Regions from separate parts of the Mus musculus genome. Here region 1 is linked to region 2. A link is a loop called in an ENCODE intact Hi-C map of the cell type or tissue named here. Cell type or tissue: left cerebral cortex. All regions are shown on one strand. Each heading gives the region's core, and the rest is flanking DNA. Links, peaks and the distances in the headings are about the cores only.

Region 1 (2,500 bases), core at 1-2,500, 170 kb after region 2:
GTTGCTATATTATGTATTTATGTTCAATACCCGTGTTTTATTCATAAACCGGAGATTCTTTTTACTGAAAAAAATGAACATTTTTCTCATTGAACATTCATGTTCAACTCAAGGCAACAAACACAACCCATGGAGAAAGTTCTGGAGTGTCTGGAAATCAGAGGCCAGGAAGGCTGAGAAGTTTGTTGGTTTTGTTCTATACTCCCAGATGCAAATGCATTCTTCATTTTTATATTTTTCCAATCCCTAGATAAAACCGAGGACTTTGTTTATACATAAGAGGCAATTATTCTACCATCAAGCTATATCAAGGCCTATAAAGCCAGTGTTCCCAGAGTCACACGTTACACAAGACAGGCTTGGCAGTCAGGTGGCAGCCACAAGGATACGGGACTTGACAGTGGCCTTCAAAATGTTTTCAAGGCTAAGAAAGGTTTAACTAGCAGCTGACCTCAGCTGACCCCGACAAAGGTTGTTATCAGTTAACTGTAATCTCCACAAATACTCGTAAGGGAGGCCAGGTTAACCCACCAACTGAGAACGTTACAAACCAGCCAAGTGCTGTGCTGAGGATGCACAGGTGACTATGACAGAACTGGCCCAGGCTCCCTCCACAGAACATGAAGGTGGACAGAAATGAGCTATCCTAACGCCATAACAAACCAGTAAAGGTAGACTGTGCCCACATCAATAGTTTCTTGTGATGGGCGTGCTTTGTCTGTATTTCAAGGTCAACTCAGAAGGATGTGACAGCTGATGGTGTGACCAACAACAACCACCAGCCAAAATTCTTTATGTTTCTCTGGCTTCCGACTTCTCCCTTGGCTTCTCAGCACCTGTCTCAGGACACACAGGATCACATCCTCAGACATTAACTCTGACTCACCTCCAGTCTCAGAAGTCGGATCCGTTCCAGGGAGAGCTTGACAAGAATAAAGCAGTCATCAGGAAGAAACACTTCTTCAATATACTCTGAGATCTGCCATGGCAAAAGAGCAGTTCATTACCCGCACTGTCATGGCCCCTTCCCCATCTCAGCCTTCCACAGGCGCACTCTCCACATGGCCTCGGCTGCAGGCTACATCCACAGCAGCCACTCTGCTGCATCCTCACCACTGCAGAGGAGAGGATGTCGGAAAACATGTTCCTGTTATCAAAAGGGATTCCTTACCTCCCCCAGGAGGGTTTTCTCAATCCTGCCCTTCACCAGGCGTGCATAATCCGCGTCGTCATCCTTGTCTAGCTGTGCTGTGATAATTGGAGTGCTGCAAGGAGGAGCAAGGATCAGCTCACAAGGAAGGGACCAGGACTGCCTGCGTAGTGTGCTGCTGTATTAAGTCTGAGTGCTGCTCACAGCCATGAGGACTTTACTAGAACTCACTTCAGGGAGACCCACAACAAGGGACGTCACAGACCTCTCACTGAGACTTGCTAGTTTCAGAGACCCCTGGTCCCCATTCTACCTGTGGCAAAATTTAAGAAATTTCCTACCACTTAGTTCTTGACCTCCTGCTCTCCAGGGAACCAACTCCTAGAGCATTTCACCTCTCTTTACCCCTCTCCAATAATTACCCCTGCTCCTCTGACCTCCACTGTCATCTTCTGTTCTCACAGGGCACAATATCCCATCAACACGGGCCCTTGGGACAGATCTGAGCAGCCTGCAGAAGGCAAGCAGACCTCCAACCACTGTAGATATCCACAGTTGCTGGTCTACAACCAGGATCTGCTATCTTTAGCTGTTCCTAAGATGTTATTTCTACTGCAAGACTTAGAATAGACAGAATAATTTTTACCCCTAAAATTATGATGTATCTCTAGTTCTAATTAAAGGTCTCTTGAAAATGTGACTGAATCACTAGGGGCTTATAGAGAATGGCTACAAATCAAGCCAGAGGATAATCAATCAGATCTTCGGGCATGGAGTAATGGCGCAAAGGAGTGAAATGTCTACTGACCTAGTCCTCAATCCTGCTGGCTTGTGTAATATTTTCTATTTCATGTAGGTAGTGGCCATAAAACAAAACAAGTTTTGGCTTGAATGGCTTTCTAAAAATCCAAACACTGATCAACACAGCAGACCTGCCCTCTGGACACCAGACACTTCCCAGTTGACAAATCACAGGTGTTCATGAGCACAAGGACCACTGGTCCCAGGAAACAGACCAGGGCACAGCTACCTGATGGCCTTGGAAGCGTTGATGATCTCTTTGATCCGAGGCACACCCAGGGTGATGTTCATGGAGGCTACTCCTGCAAAGTGGAATGTCTTCAGCGTCATCTGGGTGCCGGGCTCACCAATGCTCTGTGCACAGAGTGCACCTACCGCAGAGCCTGGCTCCATCTGTGCTCTAGAAGAAAAGGCACAAAAGCAAATATGACACAACAAAGAAAAGGCCATCAACAGTGCTGGGACAGGCTTCTAGTTACTGCCTCTTAAAGGAAAATATGTAGATTCTGTCGGGTTTAGGATGGAAACAGCATGGGCCAGGCAGTGTTT
Region 2 (16,263 bases), core at 6,232-8,731:
AATCATGAAAGATACACCTCAGATCCTGGATAAATCCTGCTCAGTCACCCACATAGTTAGCAACCACGCATTGATCAGATGTGTGTGGGCATCCACATTTCTTCACACTAACTCATTCTCCGTGTTTTAGGAACACACGCCTGCAGAGGAAACATCAGGTCACCTCTTCTTCAGATCTGATTCTTTAGCATGACTTACCACCCCCTAATTATTCCATTTTCAGCACCTTTATGGTTGAGAATAAGACTTGTATATATTGCAATTCTCTCTGCTTGAAGCAAAGCTACATGGTTAATAACTTGAAGGGTCCTTATGGTCTGTTTTTGCCCGCCAATTCAGCAAGTGACAATTGAGCTGATAGAGTCAGGTCATCTGAGGGTCCTGCCTCAACCTCATCACCTGTAGGCACAGCATTGGCAGCAAACTCCGACCATGCTGCCTGCAGGTGAAATTTGCGGTTACTGTCTAGTTGTATGGTCACATGATCCACAACAGATTTCCCATGCCCCTTTCATTTATTCTCATCTGGACCTCCTCATAATCTATGGGGCAGTGAATAAACCTCTGTGAGCTGGATATAGGGTACTAGTCTACGTCTGGATAATTTTGGAATGGCACCTTCTTCACACATGCCTTTTAGCTGTAATTGAACAACACCCAAAACAACTCTTGAGCAGATAAACTCTTCAGGACCTTATCTGAAGTGTCACAGCCAAAAGACTGGTAGTCCCTCTCCATCAGGGGCTTCTCACTGAGACACTAAGTAATGTTTCCTGAACAATACTGCCCTCTGCTGGTTATATATATATATATACATATATATATATATATACATACACATAGCCTTGTCTATCTGGCCCGAGAAGATGACTATGTAGTATAGCAGGTAGTTTCTATAAAATGTAGGCCATGCTTTGGTTCTTTCAACTAGCATATGCCTCTGTATCCTTATTCAAGACCCAAGAAATCCATAGGGAGCAACTGCTATCCAAACAGAGCAATAGGTGACCCTGACATATTCTGTGCAAATTCTTTCTCAGGACCAGTCAGTCACTTTACTCCAGGTGTGAAACTGAGATTCCCCAATGGACCTCCTTGTGTAAGAACAAATGATTAACAGAGGAAAGAAGACCGCTGTTATGTCTGTAGCATATTATCTTCAGCAATGCTTCTGCTTGTTGTGGAGTCTGCGGCAGCACCGCACTGGAGAGAGGACCCTATGCTTTTGGGTGTGGTCTGTCTGGATAACAGCATGATATCAATAAAGTGTTTCATGTCCGGTTTCCCATTACATATTGGGGGGGGGTGAGGACTCAGTCAGTGGCCAAAGCCCTAGACAGTAAACTGACAGAGTAACTCTTGCTCACCAACATATCCTCCCTCCATGTTGTTGTATCCCCCACTGGGACCACTTGCTGGTGTTCTGAGTAATTCTTGTCTCCATTTGTTTTGTACCTCAAGCTTATTTTTTGATGCTTTCTTTTCTTCTGGAAGAAGAAGCCAACAGACTCATAGGTCAGATTGGGGCTGCATCACCTGCAGGTCAGTTGGTATTTATTTCATTGTTGAGTTCACAGTTCAAAGGGAGTGTCTTTTCCAGAGAAGGCCTTGACCCCAGAGTAGAGAATGTCATTCTTTGAAGTGGTCTCTGACTTCTGTTGGTCTCCTCAGTTCTCTCCAGAGGTGTTGCCAGAAAAGGAAAGAAAGTCAGGACCAGAAACAGCATAGTTGGCTCACTGGCTAGATAAAGTTAGGGCTTATTCACAATGAGGAAACCAAATTTGAGGAAGAAAATCCATCCAAGGGATTCTGTGGTTACCAGGGTCAGCAGGGGGCTCCTGATGCAGCAGGTCTTTCTGCAGGACACTCTCTTCCTGGGCTGTGGCCAGTTCCATCTCATACTGCAGTTTCTCAGACCTGGGAGAGGAAGGCAGTTAGGGACCTGCCATGTTAGCTCTCAGGCTGCTACCTCCCACCACTCAACTCTACTGGTCACTCAACACGGATCTTTTGATTGCAGTCACTGATTGTATCCCTAAGAAAAAGAGTCACAGAGTGGTGGGGCCTAGAACTTTTCTCAGCCTTAACCCCATGTCAGAATTTGATATGAGCACTGTATATTCTCTGTTCTATGGGAAAGAATGAAACTTTTCCTTACAATCCTGGGCTATCATTTTATAAAGGTGACATATCATAGTCAATAGTACATGAGCAATCTACATATTCTTTATGATGATTTGCTGAAAGACCACTTTATTTTGTACACACACATGACACAGCCTTGCAACCTGGGCACCTTAACATGAGGCTAACTCAGTCCTCCTGCTCAGAGAATACCTTGCACCCAATCAACATGCAAGACAGAGCCTGCAAGGCTGGAGCAGCATTTCTTGAACTGAGTGCTTGAGAACAATGGCCCTGCACAGGTTCAGGCACTAAATAGAAACCTGAACAGCATTTTCAACAAATGGTGCTGGTTCAACTGGCAGTTGGTCAACATGTTGAAGAATGCAAATTGGCCCATTCTTTTTTTTTCTTTTAAATTCTTTTTTATTATATATTTTCCTCAATTACATTTCCAATGCTATCCCAAAAGTCCCCCATACCCTCCCCCCCCACTTCCCTACCCACTCATTCCCATTTTTTTTGGCCCTGGCGTTTCCCTGTACTGGGGCATATACAGTTTGCGTGTCCAATGGGCCTCTCTTTCCAGTGATGGCCGACTAGGCCATCTTTTGATACATATGCAGCTAGAGTCAAGAGCTCCGGGGTACTGGTTAGTTCATAATGTTGTTCCACCTATAGGGTTGCAGATCCCTTTAGCTCCTTGGGTATTTTCTCTAAAATTGGCCCATTCTTATCTTCCTGTACAAAGCTCAAGTCCAAGTAGATCAAGGACCTCCACATAAAACCAGAGTCACTGACTCTAATAGAAGAGAAAGTGGGGGAAAGCCTTGAACACATGGGCACAGGGGGAAAGTTCCTGAACAGAACAACAATGGCTTATGCTCTAAGATCAAGAATCGACAAATGGGACCTCATAAAATTGCAAAGCTTCTGTAAGGCCAAGGACACTGTCAATAGGAGAAAATGGCAACCAACAGACTGGGAAAAGACCTTTACCAATCCTAGATAGAGGGCTAATATCCAATATATACAAAGAACTCAAGAAGTTAGACTCCAGAGAAACAAATAACCCTATTTAATAAAAAGTGGGGAATAGAGCTAAACAGAGAATTCTCAACTAAGGAAACTTGAAGGAATGAGAAGCACCTAAAGAAATGTTCAACATCCTTAGTTATCAGGGAAAAGCAAATCAAAACAACCCTGAGATTCTACCTCACACCACTCAGAATAGCCAAGATAAAAAACTCAGGTGACAGCAGATGCCGACGAGGATGTGGAGAAAGAAGAACACTCCTCCATTGCTGGTGGGATTGCAAGCTGGTACAACCACTCTGGAAATCAGTCTGGTGGTTCCTCAGAAAATTGGACACAATTCTACCTGAGAACTCAGCCATATCACTCCTGGGCATATACCCAGAAGATGCTCCAACATGTAGCAAGAGCACATGCTCCACTATATTCATAGCAGCCTTATTTATAATAGCCAGAAGCTGGAGAAAACCCAGATATCCCTCAACAGAGGAATGGATACAGAAAATGTGGTACATTTACACAATGGAATACTGCTCAGCTATTAAAAATGACTTCATGAAATTCACAGGCAAACGGATGGAGCTTGAATATATCATCCTGAATGAGGTAACCCAACCACAAAAGGACACACATGGTATGTGCTCACTGATAAGTGGATATTAGCCCAAAAGTTCAGAATACCCAAGATTCAATTTACAGACCACATGAAGCTCAACAAGAAGGAAGACCGGTCCTGCTTAGAAGGGGGAACAAAAGACCCTTGGGAGGAGATACAGAGACAAAGTATGGAGCAGAGACTGAAGGAAAGGCCATCCAGAGACTGCCCCACCTAGGAATCCATCCCATATACAGCTACCAAACTCAGACTTTATTGTGGATGCTGGGAAGTGCTTGCTGATGGAAGCCTGATATGGCTGTTTACTGAGAGGCTCTGCCAGAGCCTGACAAAGACACAGGCAGAAGCTCTCAGCCAACCATTGGACTGAGCTCAGGGGTCCCTGATAGAGGAGTTAGAGAAGGGACTGAATGAGCTGAGGGGGTGTGCAGCCCCATGGAGGGAGCAACAATGTTAACAGGACAGATCCCTTGGAGCTCCCAGGAACTGGACCATCAACCAAAGAATACACATGGAGTAACCCATGATGCTGGCCACATATGTGGCAGAGGATGGCTTTGTTGGACATCAGTGGGAGGAGAGGCCCTTGGACTGAGAATGTTTGAGGGGAATGCCAGTGCGGGAGGCCAGGAGTGGGTGGGTGGGTAGGTGGGGGAGCACTCTCATAAAGGCAGTGGGAGGGGGGATGGGAAAGGGGGTTTCTGAAGGAGAGAACTGGAAAAGAGAAAATATTTGAAATGTAAATAAAGAAAATATCCAATCAAAAAATAAATTAATTAAAAAAAGAAAAGAAAAATCCTGGGCATATACCCAGAAGATGCTCCAACTTCTAATAAGGACACATGCTCCACTATGTTCATAGCAGCCTTATTTATAATAGCCAGAAGCTGGAAAGGATCCAAATGTCCCTCAACAGAGGAATAGATACAGAAATGTGGTACGTTTACACAATGAAGTACTATGCAGCAATTAAAAACAGTGAATTCATGAAATTCTTAGACAAATAGATGGATTTGGAGGATATCATCTTGAGTGATGTAACCCAATCACAAAAGAACACACATGATATGCACTCACTGATAAGTAGATATTAGCCCAGAAGCTCAGAATATCCAAGACATAATTCATAGACCACATGAAGCTCAAGAAGAAGGAAGACCCAAGTGTGAATACTTTGGTCCTTCTTAGAAGGGGGAATTTGCATGGCAGTGGTCATGTGATATCACAGGCAGGAAGCAGGTTGCAGAAGAGCCCAGTGCAAATGTCTCACGGGATCCAGAACTCACTCCCTCAAAGCTCTGTGCGTAGCACTCCACATATCATGAGCACGTGTAGGTGTGTGACACATTATTCATCTGTCTCCCTCACTGGATTGCAGTTTCTTGTAAGAGGATAACTTCCCAGAACAATTGTACATAGACAGATAACTAAACATATGTGAGGTGGGGAGCTGGTTGTGAGTTGGGATTCGACAGGTGATGGGTGAAAGCACAGGTGTGTGGATGAGCACAGAGACAGAACCAAGGACAAATGGTGCCAGACACTAGTCTGACCCAGCTGCCTACTCTTCCCAGTGTTACTGGGTCTGGTGGTCACTGGTCTCCTCCTGTTGGTCCTTACAGATCATCTTCAAGTCCCTAAAGTGCTTTGCAGCAGAGCCCAGTTGCCCTGCACTTTCTTGTTCTCCTGCCTCAGCACATCCCCCTTTTCCTTCATCTGAGTCTGCTCCATCAGGAACCAGCTATGGAGGTTGCTGGAAACACCCTCTGTACAGAAAGGCCCTATCAGTCTCTTCCTGTCATTGTACCTCCAGGCCCCATCAACCCCAGCAGGCTCCAGGTTCCCAGGAAGACCAAGGAAAAGAGCGCAATACAACCATGACAGCTGCACTCAGAAGATGGAAATAAGAGAACCGCTAATTCCAGAAAGGATCCAACCAGTACTGAAAACACCAAACCCAAGAGAAATCTATGTACCTCCAAGAACAAGAGGAGTCCTCCCACCCCCGTCCTTAACTGTCCATGGTAATAGGAAATGGCAGCATGTACGAAGCATATGTCCTCAAGGTGGGACAGGAGAACCAAGGGGAGGGCATTCTATCCACTTGTTCCATAACGATCAGCTCTGTAAAACCCTGCCTGAGTCCCACAGGCTCTGGGCTGCCTGAAACCACTCTCATGGAGTAAATCATGTTTCTATCTACATGTTCATGAGGCTGGTAGGATAATATTGTGAGGGGTTAACAGTCTCTTTCATACTTAGCTAAACTGAGTCTAAGAGGCACACATCCTAGAACCATAAGGCAGGCTGATGGCTAAGGGGCAGAAAGCCTAGAACCAGACCTGGGGACTTAAAACTCTTTGGTCCAGAAACAAAGTCAGAAATGGCCATTCCACCATGGCTGGGGCCTCTCACGGGCCCTTACTGAGAGAAACCCGTCCCCTTCTCAAGCTCCTTGAAGGTCTCCAAGGCCTGAGTGTTCTCATTCTCCAAGTTCCGCAGGTCAGATATGACCTTCTTATGCCCCAACTTCAGTTTCTCTTAGAAAGGATTTGGCTTATGGTAGGTACCGAACCAAGGAGGAAAGGATCCGGTGAACATAGGCCTCAAGGATCAAAGCTGTGTCCTGGACTACCCAAGGCAGGAAGATGCCACACCCTGACATCCTGGTGCTTATGAAAACCTGGCTCCAGGCCAGCAGAGGCCGTGTGTCCACATGGAGCATGCTCTGACTGCATGAGCTCACTCAGCAGGCCCAGAGGGGGCAGTCTAGCCCTTTATGTTCTCAGGAGCCTATTGCCACAGTTCTTGGCTCACCAAAACGTGTGATGACATTTCTCCTGTTTTCACAACAGGGATTCTAGATCCTATTGGATCTAGGTGAACTATTACTGCACAGTTAGATGTTGCACATAATGTTGGGATGACACCCAACATTGGGAATCTTTATAAACTTCCCAAGGGATTCCAATGTGCCGACATTGAGCTTATAGACCAAAGCAGTGCTGCTTAACGTGGGGCTCCGAGACCTCAGCACTGGTGTCATCTTGAAACTGGGGTAAATCCTCAGGCCCCACCACAGACTACCTGCTCACATGGGAGAGAGGTGGGAAGGGAGAGAGAGAAAGAGAGAGAGAGAGAGAGAGAGAGAGAACACACCAAGGGATGCCGAAGAAATGATGGAGCAGTATCATGTCAGAGTAGAAGGCACAAGGATCAGTAGGAAGAGTGATGACCCCAGGCCTTGTAGTCAGGCACTCATAGAGAAAACCTAGGGCCAGGCCCTTCCAGGTCCTACCAGGAGTCCTTTCAACTCTCAGTCTCCTGCCAGGCAACTAGAAGACTCACCACAAACTCACAACAGCTAGAATCTCACACAATCCACCACCTGTCAAGGCCTTTACAAATGCACGCTGGGAACTCTCCCCTGCTTCAATCCCCAAGTACTGTCACTCAGATCACAGGGTCCAGTTGGTGGAGGATTGGAAGAGCACCTGCCCCCATGTCACTACTGCCCAAGCTAAAGGTTCTGCCTCTCCTTCAAGAAGCATTTAGGGCCATGAGGTAGGGCACAGGGACACCCTGGAGGTGTAGCCACCTAGAACCCATTTGAAACAACAAATACTTATTGTCTTCAGTGATGAGGACCAGGTGATCTTGTAGCTCATTTCTCTTGCTGGTCATTAGCTGCAGCTGAAGGACCAGCCTCCCCATTTCCTTATTTACCTGGTTTTCGGTGAGGAGGGTTGGGGAGGATGGTGGCTCACCAGCAGCCCCTGTCGGTGAATGACCACAAGTGAACTTGCATAGTGACAAGGCATAGAGGATGGACAGATCACCCTGAAGCCCAAACAGAAAGAGAGCATGCCTGCAACCCAGTGACACCCCAAAGATTTCGGCTCAGGCTTGTGATGCCTCCTGTGTGGCTCTCAGCTCTCCCAATATTCTGTAGTGGGGGGAGGATATCAAAGCATCCAGGTGTTTCCTCTGCCTCCCTACATATGCTCATGATGACCACACAGACGGCCTCTCTGTGCTTATTAACAACTGCACAAGGGGCCGTTTGGCTTCAGAGGCCTCAAGTCTGTGGTTTTAGAAGCCAGGAGAAAAATGGCACAGTCCATAAGCATTCAGGTACTGAGGAGATGCCCAGATCTCCTGCCTTGTTCTCTAGGCCCATGACTGGATTAAAAAGTCATGCAGGGGTTGAACGTGCTCACCAGAGTGACCACTGAAAATCCAGAACACCCCGAGCTGGCAATAAAAATCCATTCTTGGTCCAATGCTTCTGACAGTTGTTTGCACTAAAGAAGTCCCTGGCACCCCAACTGCGGATTCAGAAAGCTAAGGGGGCCACTGCCAGTGAGAGGTGATCAGAGGAATTCTTCTGTAGAGCCCGAGACCATAAGGTCTTGACCAGGAGAACTTTTCTCTCCCTGTTACTAGTGTCAGACAGCCAAAGTACCTAAAGGAAACCATGGGCAGTGAAGTGCACTAATGCCCTGTCCTGAGATGGGGACACATTAGTTCCCCTTCCAGCCTCCTGATGGTCTCTGTTTGTAGCCAAGTTACAAGCCCAAGTTCCATGTAGAGTTAAAGCAAGAATCTCCCAGCACAACAGTTTCAGCCATGTGAGCTCCCGGCTTTGGGGATAGACAGACTAATGTTCTGGAATACTTCACTTTGAGTAGTTATGATAAGCAGGGAACTTCATTTGCTTTCCAGAGGCTCTACTTCCTGTGCCCCATTACTGGAAGACTCAGCCCAAGCCCAGCTCATCCAGGAAGAGCCACAGCTTCTGTCCCGGACTCACTGTGCCTTCCTCAGCACCATGTCTTTTTTTTTCTTTCTGTTTTGTACTGAGAAAGTCCAGCTTTCTTCTGCCTCTCTCTGATCTCTCTCTGCTACCCATTCTCCCTTAAGTAGACTCCTCGGTTTTGCCAACATATCTATGGATGAACCCTGTAGGCACTGAACGGATGCCCTAAGGATAGCTGGTGTTGCTACAACCATAGTGATATCATACAAGATGCAAAGAGCTCTGCAGGATTTAATAGAACATCCAGAGAAGGGATTACTTCATGGGGGCACTGTCTCTGGAAGGACAATGCCTGTCACAGCTCAGCAGGTTACTGAAGGCCAAGTCAGCTCAGCTAGTCCTCTGCAAGAGGAGTCAAAAGGCAGGAGATTGAATTTCTTTGAGAAACTGCTTAGACAGAAAGAAACATATATACAATCAGTAGATCACCGGTGAGATTGTCACCTGCCTTCTTCACCCTAGTGCGAAGAAGAAAGGATGACAATGGGGCTGGAAATGCAGGGTCTTGGGTACCAGACTGAGGAGGCTTCCACCATTAACTTCTAGAAGGGGTGAGTCTCTCTCTCTCTCTCTCTCTCTCTCTCTTTCTCTCTCTCTCTTTCTCTCTCTCCCTCCCTCCCTCCCTCCCTCCCTCCCTCTCTCTGTCTTTGTGCTTATTTTTGGTATTTTGAGACAGATTAAAAGATGTGTGCCGGGCTGGAGAGATGGCTCAGTGGTTAAGAGCACCGATTGCTCTTCCAAAGGTCCTGAGTTCAAATCCCAGCAACCACATCCGTAATGAGATCTGACGCCCTTTTCCGGTGCATCTGAAGACAGCTACAGTGTACTTAGATATAATAATAAATAAATCTTTAATAAAAAAAAAGATGTGTGCCACCACCTCCAGGCTAAGGTTCAAGTCTTTAGAGCAAGTATATATAGGCTCCAAGCCTGGAGTCTGCTTATACAGGAAGCAAGCAAGAGACATGCTAGTGTCAACCTGATCTAGGTAACTCCTCACTGAGATGTATTCTTCCCAGATGACTTTAAGTCAAGTCAGGCTAAAAATAAAAACTAAGCACACTGCTCCAGCACCAGTGCCAGGCTATGGGCAGTTTTGTGCCTTGTACCTATGTTCTCAAGTGGGACCCTAGGCTGGATGCTCTTAAATGTGAAAGGACTTGCAAAAGAATTTCCTGAATGTCTTGTACCCATAAGAAAACTCTACATTTAGTATGGCAGATTTCATCCTTCTGACCCACTTCATTACACAGTAAGAACAGACCACTTCCAACTACTCCACACAGTGGACACCAGCCCTGTATATATCACAAGCTTATCACACAGAATTTAGTCATATTGTCTGCCCCTCTGCCCCTCTTACTCCCCTGATGACACTTGTTCCTAGCCTGTGCCAGCCCCTTCCTCTGGCACAAACACTGCCTGGCCCATGTTGTTTCCATCCTAAACCCGACAGAATCTACATGTTTTCCTTTAGGAGGCAGTAACTAGAAGCCTGTCCCAGCACTGTTGATGGCCTTTTCTTTGTTGTGTCATATTTGCTTTTGTGCCTTTTCTTCTAGAGCACAGCTGGAGCCAGGCTCTGCGGTAGGTGCACTTTGTGCACAGAGCATTGGTGAGCCCGGCACCCAGATGACGCTGAAGACATTCCACTTTGCAGAAGTAGCCTCCATGAACATCACCCTGGGTGTGCCTCGGATCAAAGAAATCATCAACGCTTCCAAGGCCATCAGGTAGCTGTGCCCTGGCCTGTTTCCTGGAAACAGTGGTCCTTGTGCTCATGAACGCCTGTGATTTGTCAACTGGGAAGTGTCTGGTGTCCAGAGGGCAGGTCTGCTGTGTTGATCAGTGTTTGGATTTTTTTTTTTTCAAAAGAAAGTTTCTCAAGTCAAAACTGGGGTCAAAACAAATCTTTCATCTTGTTTCTCTTTAAAATGACTATAAGAAAGAGAAAATATTAAACTAGTTAGCAGTATTGTGGACTAGGTTAGCAGACATTTCATTTCTTTGGTGCCATTATTCCATGCTAGAATGACCCTGATTGATTTTTCTCCTGCTTTGTTTTTTAGTCATTCTCTGTGAGTCCTTAGTGATTCAGGTGAGTTTTCAAAAGACCTGAGACCAGATGAACTAGAGATTTTTAGGGGTAAGAATTATTTTGTCTATTCTCTAAGTCTTGGAGAAGAAAAACCATCAAATGAAAAATAGCTGCTCCTGGCTGTAGACCAGCAGTGGTGGATATGAAGGGGGTTGGAGGTCTACTTGCCTCTTGCAGGCTGCTCAGATCTGTTTCAAGGGCCTGTGTTGATGGGATGCTATCTACCACGAGAACAGATGATGATAGTTGTCAGAGGAGCCAAGGTATTGCTGGAGAGGGGCATAGGGAGGTGAAATGCATGAAGACTTGGTTCCCTCTGGAGCAAAAGGTAAAGGCTTCTTCCTAAAGTGGGCACCCAGGGTCTTCTGAAGTTAGGCAGTCTCAGTGAGAGGTCTGTGATGTCCTTTGTTGTGGGTCTCCCTGAAGTGAGTTCTAGTAAAGTCCTCATGGCTGTGAGTAGCACTCAGACTTAATACAGCAGCACACTACACAGGCAGTCCTGGTGAGCTGACCCTTGCTCCTCCTTGCAGCACTCCAATTATCACAGCACAGCTAGACAAGGATGATGACGCGGATTATGCATGCCTGGTGAAGGGCAGGATTGAGAAAACCCTCCTGGGGGAGGTAAGGAATCCCTTTTGATAACAGTAGTAGGGATGGCTGGGAATGGCATGAGCCAGCTTACCAGCCACATTCCTCTGCCTTGTTTCTGAGGCTCTCGGGTGGGAGAAGGGGTTGCTGCATCTTGAGCGTTCTGTAATGAACACAGGTGGTGGTAGACATATTCAGGAAGCCATATGTTTGTCTTTCCATGTGTCTGAGCCATTTTTTTCTCCCTTTTGTGCTCTCTACTTTGTTCTGAGCAAGCTGTCCTTGAACTCACAGAGATCTGCCTGTGTCTGCCTCCCAAGTGATAGGATCTTCAGATGTGCACCATCACACTTGGCTGAAATTACATTTTTATTTAGGAACATCCCCTAAAGAGATCACATTCCACTCCCTTAAAATTGTTTTTCCGTTTCTGTGAAAAGGGTTCTCTGGATCCAATCGGTTAGGGAGTTTCCAGGAGGAACCTAGACAGAAGCCTCTGCTGCAGGGATGATCAGATTCTTCACAGAGTGCTCGATCTCAGACTTCCATAAAGAGTCAGCGTGTGGCGTTCCATAGCTAGTCCTAAGGAACTTCAGGTTTCTGTTTGTGCCAGAGCCTGTGCAGGGCCACTGTTCTCAGACGTACAACTCGAGAAATGTTTCTCACTCCTGCCTGCTCCAGCCACTCAAAGCCAACTGGGGGCAGGAACCCCCAGAGTCTTACAGGCAGATGTTGGTTCCCACATAATTTTAGGAGCCAAATGAACACAAACAGCATTAGAACCAATCCACAAAAGGGGAATATGCATGGTGGGGTTCCACTGTCTCAGAGAAGAAAGGGAGGGGTAGGGGAAGGGCTTGTGTGATGGTGGAAGGGAAGAAGGAAGAAGCAATTGAGATATAAAGTCAATAGATAAATAAATAGGAAAACAAAACAAGCAAAACTATCCTTGCCCCCAACACAAGACCTAGAGCCAAATGCTTCTAGCATGCGCTACAATGGGTGATTTATTTGAGGGTTTCCAAATAACCACTTCAGTGAAAAGATGGCAACTAGAAGAGTCAGAATTGAGAAAAACCCTCCTGGGGGAGGGAATGAATTCCTTTGGTAACAGGAAAACGTTATCAGACATCCTCTCCTCTCTGCAGTGTTGAGGATGTGGCAAGTGTCTTCTGTGGCTATAGCCTGCAGTCTCCACTGCAGAGTGCCTCTGCAGCCTGGGGTGGGGAAGGGGATATGAGGGTGGAGCCTAGCTCCCAGAATGGCATGGTTCTGTTCATTCCTAGCTCTCATTTATGGAGAAAACTCTGGGCACTCTGGCCTTGCGGTTGCCCAAACAAATATCATCAATGAGATCCAGCACACAGTGGTCAGCCTGCACATCCTCAGGGGATAGGTGATTCTACTCTGACCTGGTGACCTATAAGGTATGAGATAAGGCAAGTCCCACGTTGTCAGGGATCTTTTAATCCGATGTCTGGCAAACAGAACCAGAGAGCTTGTATATCAGATAAAACACACTGGTATGAGGCCTGACCTGGACACAAGTGAACTGTTACCACCAAAAATCCTCCGTGTATGGATGGAGCCAGGTGTTCTGGCAAATTTCCAGTGTGAGAATTTTTAACACAGACAAGTTTTGTAATAGAAATGCTTCAACAGGGCTTTTCCCATGTCCTGAGTCCTATTCTACAGCAAAATTGGCCATTACCAAAACCAGGATGCCCATGGTGACTTGGGGGTTTTTCCCTAACCACTATTGTGCTGAGTTTTTTTGCAGTTTTCAGAGAGTAGCACTGGGGACATAGGTCAGTGGTAGAGTGCCTGCCTAGCATGCCTGGACTCTGAGTATGATCCCTATCAAAACACACACTCGCTCGAGCACACGCGCGCGCGCGCACACACACACACACACACAGACACACAGGGGGGAGAGGAGGAGAGGGAGGGGGAGGAGAGGGAGAGGGAGAGGGAGAGGGAGAGGGAGATTAACAAATACCATGCTCCTCAGGTGTAGCAGAAGGTGCAGAGAATGTTTGATTCCTCCCCATACTATAATGCGTGAGGTTTTCCATGACCTTTTCTTGATAAGCTAATGCTGCTATAAAGAACTTTTAGGAGCTAGAGGTAGAACTTGGAGGTTGTGACCACATTCAGAGTAAATATCTGCTAGTCTCTGGAACTACCCCCTGCCCCAAACAAACAAACCAAAAAAAAAAAAAAAAAATCAAAAAACAAAAAAAACTATACCATGTGTGACAATGGCGCCCCTAAAGGGGAGGTTGCCTCAAGTGTGTCTTCCTCTGCTCTGATTTACTTTAACGAATATGCTGTTTCACTGTGCCTGCCACACAGGTTTGATATCTGTTAGTGTGCTGTACGTACATGTGGGTTGCATACTCATGCTGGTGTGCTTCCATATGTGGAACTCAGAGGTCAACCTCTGCCGCTGTTCCTTAAGAGCCATTGCCTTTTTAAAAAAATGCTTGACTTAGCCTATGTTACTTGTGTATCCATCCCATGGGATTTCACTGTGGCCATTCTGTGCACGTGGCTGATGTGGTTTTCTTGGAGTCACGTCCATTTACCGTGTCTTACTGACTCCCTCCTGCTCACCCCGTTCCTCTTCCCAACTCATCCTATTCTCATGTTATCTGTTTAAAGACCCAATGAGTCTCAATTGGACTGCACGCAAGGGCAGGGGTGAGGCAAGGGTTTGTTACAGGGACATGGGGACATTGCCACTGTTTACACCATTGAAGAATATGTCCTTCTTGGTGCCGTACAACCACTACCTGCATATAAATCCTCACATGAAGCTTCATGAAGCCCTCCCTCACGCAAAATGATGTTGACACACCCGTCTTGTGTGGGTCTTGTGCATGTTTGGCACATTTTCTTGGCTACAAGTACCTAAATTGTTTCTAGTATTAGCTTCTTGGTCTTATAAAAGAAGTACCCACCTTGGGACAGCATTTGGGTATAAATGAAAGGCTTCATGTCCTTGGTAGCTGCACTGACCCATTGGCTATGAGACTACACTGGTAACCATCTGCCTCTCCTGTTACCACAAATAACTGCTTGAAGTTTCTGTTGGTTGAGGTGTTCGGATATTGTGGCAGAGGGTGGTCTATGGTCATGCCTCCTGGAGAGGTACTGAACATTATTTAATATCCAATTACCACTGAAAATTGGGAGACACAGGGTAAATATGGATAGATGGATAGATAGATAGATAGATAGATAGATAGATAGATAGATAGATAGATGAGTGGATGAACAGCCAGTCTGAATGATTCATGCATTTAATCCCAGGAAACAGGAAGCAGAGGCAAGCAGATACCTGTGAGTTCCATGCCAGCCTATTCTGCACATTGAGTTCAGGCCAGTCGAGGCTACCCAGTGAGAGCCTGTCTTAAAAGCAACAATGTGAAGTCAAGGATGAAATGAGCAGAAACTAGGGTGAGGAGTCTTAGATTCAGAGTATAACCAGAGCAAATCTGTTAGATACCAGGACATGGACATCATATATCTCTGATACCATTACAGCTCTATGACATCCTGTGTCCCCCATCCCACTTGGCAATTGCTGATGTTCTAAGACCTAGAACACTCTAGCCAAACATTAGCTCTCACTGTATGTTGTGGTACAGGCCTTTAATCCAGGCACTCTGGAGGCAGAGACACTGGGAGTTTCAGGACAGCTTGGTCTACAGAATGAGTTCCAGGGAACCAGGACTATACAGACAAACTCTTTCTAAAAATAAAAACAAAACATATAAATAAATAAGCAAAATAATCAATTAAAAAATAAAGTAAAAAGAAAGATGAAGTGAAGCCAGGAGATGCATTCTGGACCTGTACCTGCTGGAAGTCAGTGGAAGCCTTCTGAGTGGTCTGAACAGGGCACTGGTACCCAAGGCCCTACACTTCCGGCTCCATTGTTATCTTCTCTTTAAAGAACTAAGCTAAGGAAGGCAGATGGCAAACTCACCTTCTCCTGAACATGTGCAGGGTTCCTGATGTCTGAGTAGCTTCTTAAATCTATCTCCTGCGTTTTGACTTCTGTTACTGAGGACTGGCAGAGTTGAATCAGACCCCTTTGACCTGCTGGGCTGATGCAGACACTGTTTTTTCAGAAACAGGGCTCCTTGTCCACCCCCTTGTACACATGGGAAGGAAAGTGATGAGCCAAGTCCAGCCATGTGAGGTTTGGTTTAGCTGGGTTTCAGATGCCAAATTTGTAATCACCAGACAGTGATGTTCCCTTCTCTACTTAAATACAGCTCTCTGTCCACAGTTCTGGTTGTTTCCAGACAAATGTATAATACATCATCATAGGAATCCCAATGAACATGAGAACTGGGCTCTTGGAGCTGTTGCACATGGCCATTAGGGGCCTGAGACCAACCAGGAAGTCTTCAGCACAGACAAATTCTACATGTCTCTTGTCACATAGGTTATGGCAAGAGGTCAGCATTCCTGACCTTGGCTCCTTGCCCTAAGTGCAGCTGAATGGAACAACTTTATGTTACTAGAACAGATGTCTGTATGACATACCATGGTCAAACATGGTCCATGGTCTCAACAGGAGCTCCTTGGATGAGGAACTGAGAGTCTGTCTGTTACCTAAACTGAGGTGTGTCAGCACTGTGGCTCAGCCTGCTCAGTGCCATTCTGCCTCACTCTGTCCCTGCCAAGAATCCCAAGTTGTGCCCACACCTACCTGCCTGTGAGCCAGGTCTAGGCCCATGTAGGCCAGGACACAGTGCTGGTTATCTACTCCTCAGTTATGCAGGATGTTTTTACTGATGTAGATATATTACTGTCATCTAATTACTGTCACTGGTCACCTCTTACTGAGAGCAGCAGTTGTGTTTCTACACTGAGTCTGATAATAAATCTGTCCATGGGGTAGTATATCAAAGTACTCATCAGGAATGGAGGTACCTGAACTCCATCCTATACTGAAGTCTGAAG

What was found. Hi-C counts contacts between places; a loop is a spot of excess contacts. Peaks named below come from ENCODE experiments on the same cell type or tissue, not always from the same donor. Only the 100,000 strongest peaks of a DNase experiment are listed, where the experiment ranks them.
Region 1: it touches region 2 in a loop (2.7-fold over the local background); 4 of 42 quality-filtered maps call a loop at or near these places.

What each region holds. Positions count from the first base shown.
Region 1 is chr14:24,453,684-24,456,183 of GRCm38, forward strand. It overlaps Polr3a (polymerase (RNA) III (DNA directed) polypeptide A), which reads right to left. Exons shown (of 31, transcript NM_001081247.2): 24 at 2,181-2,351; 25 at 1,172-1,265; 26 at 887-979. Among named protein-coding and RNA genes, the nearest start is that of Gm47814, 8.6 kb to the left of the region's middle. In left cerebral cortex, for the core only: no CTCF peak of the experiment used is centred there; no DNase peak of the experiment used is centred there.
Region 2 is chr14:24,274,955-24,291,217 of GRCm38, forward strand. It overlaps the pseudogene Gm19034. Among named protein-coding and RNA genes, the nearest start is that of E330034G19Rik, 10 kb to the right of the region's middle. In left cerebral cortex, for the core only: a CTCF peak has its summit at 7,563; no DNase peak of the experiment used is centred there.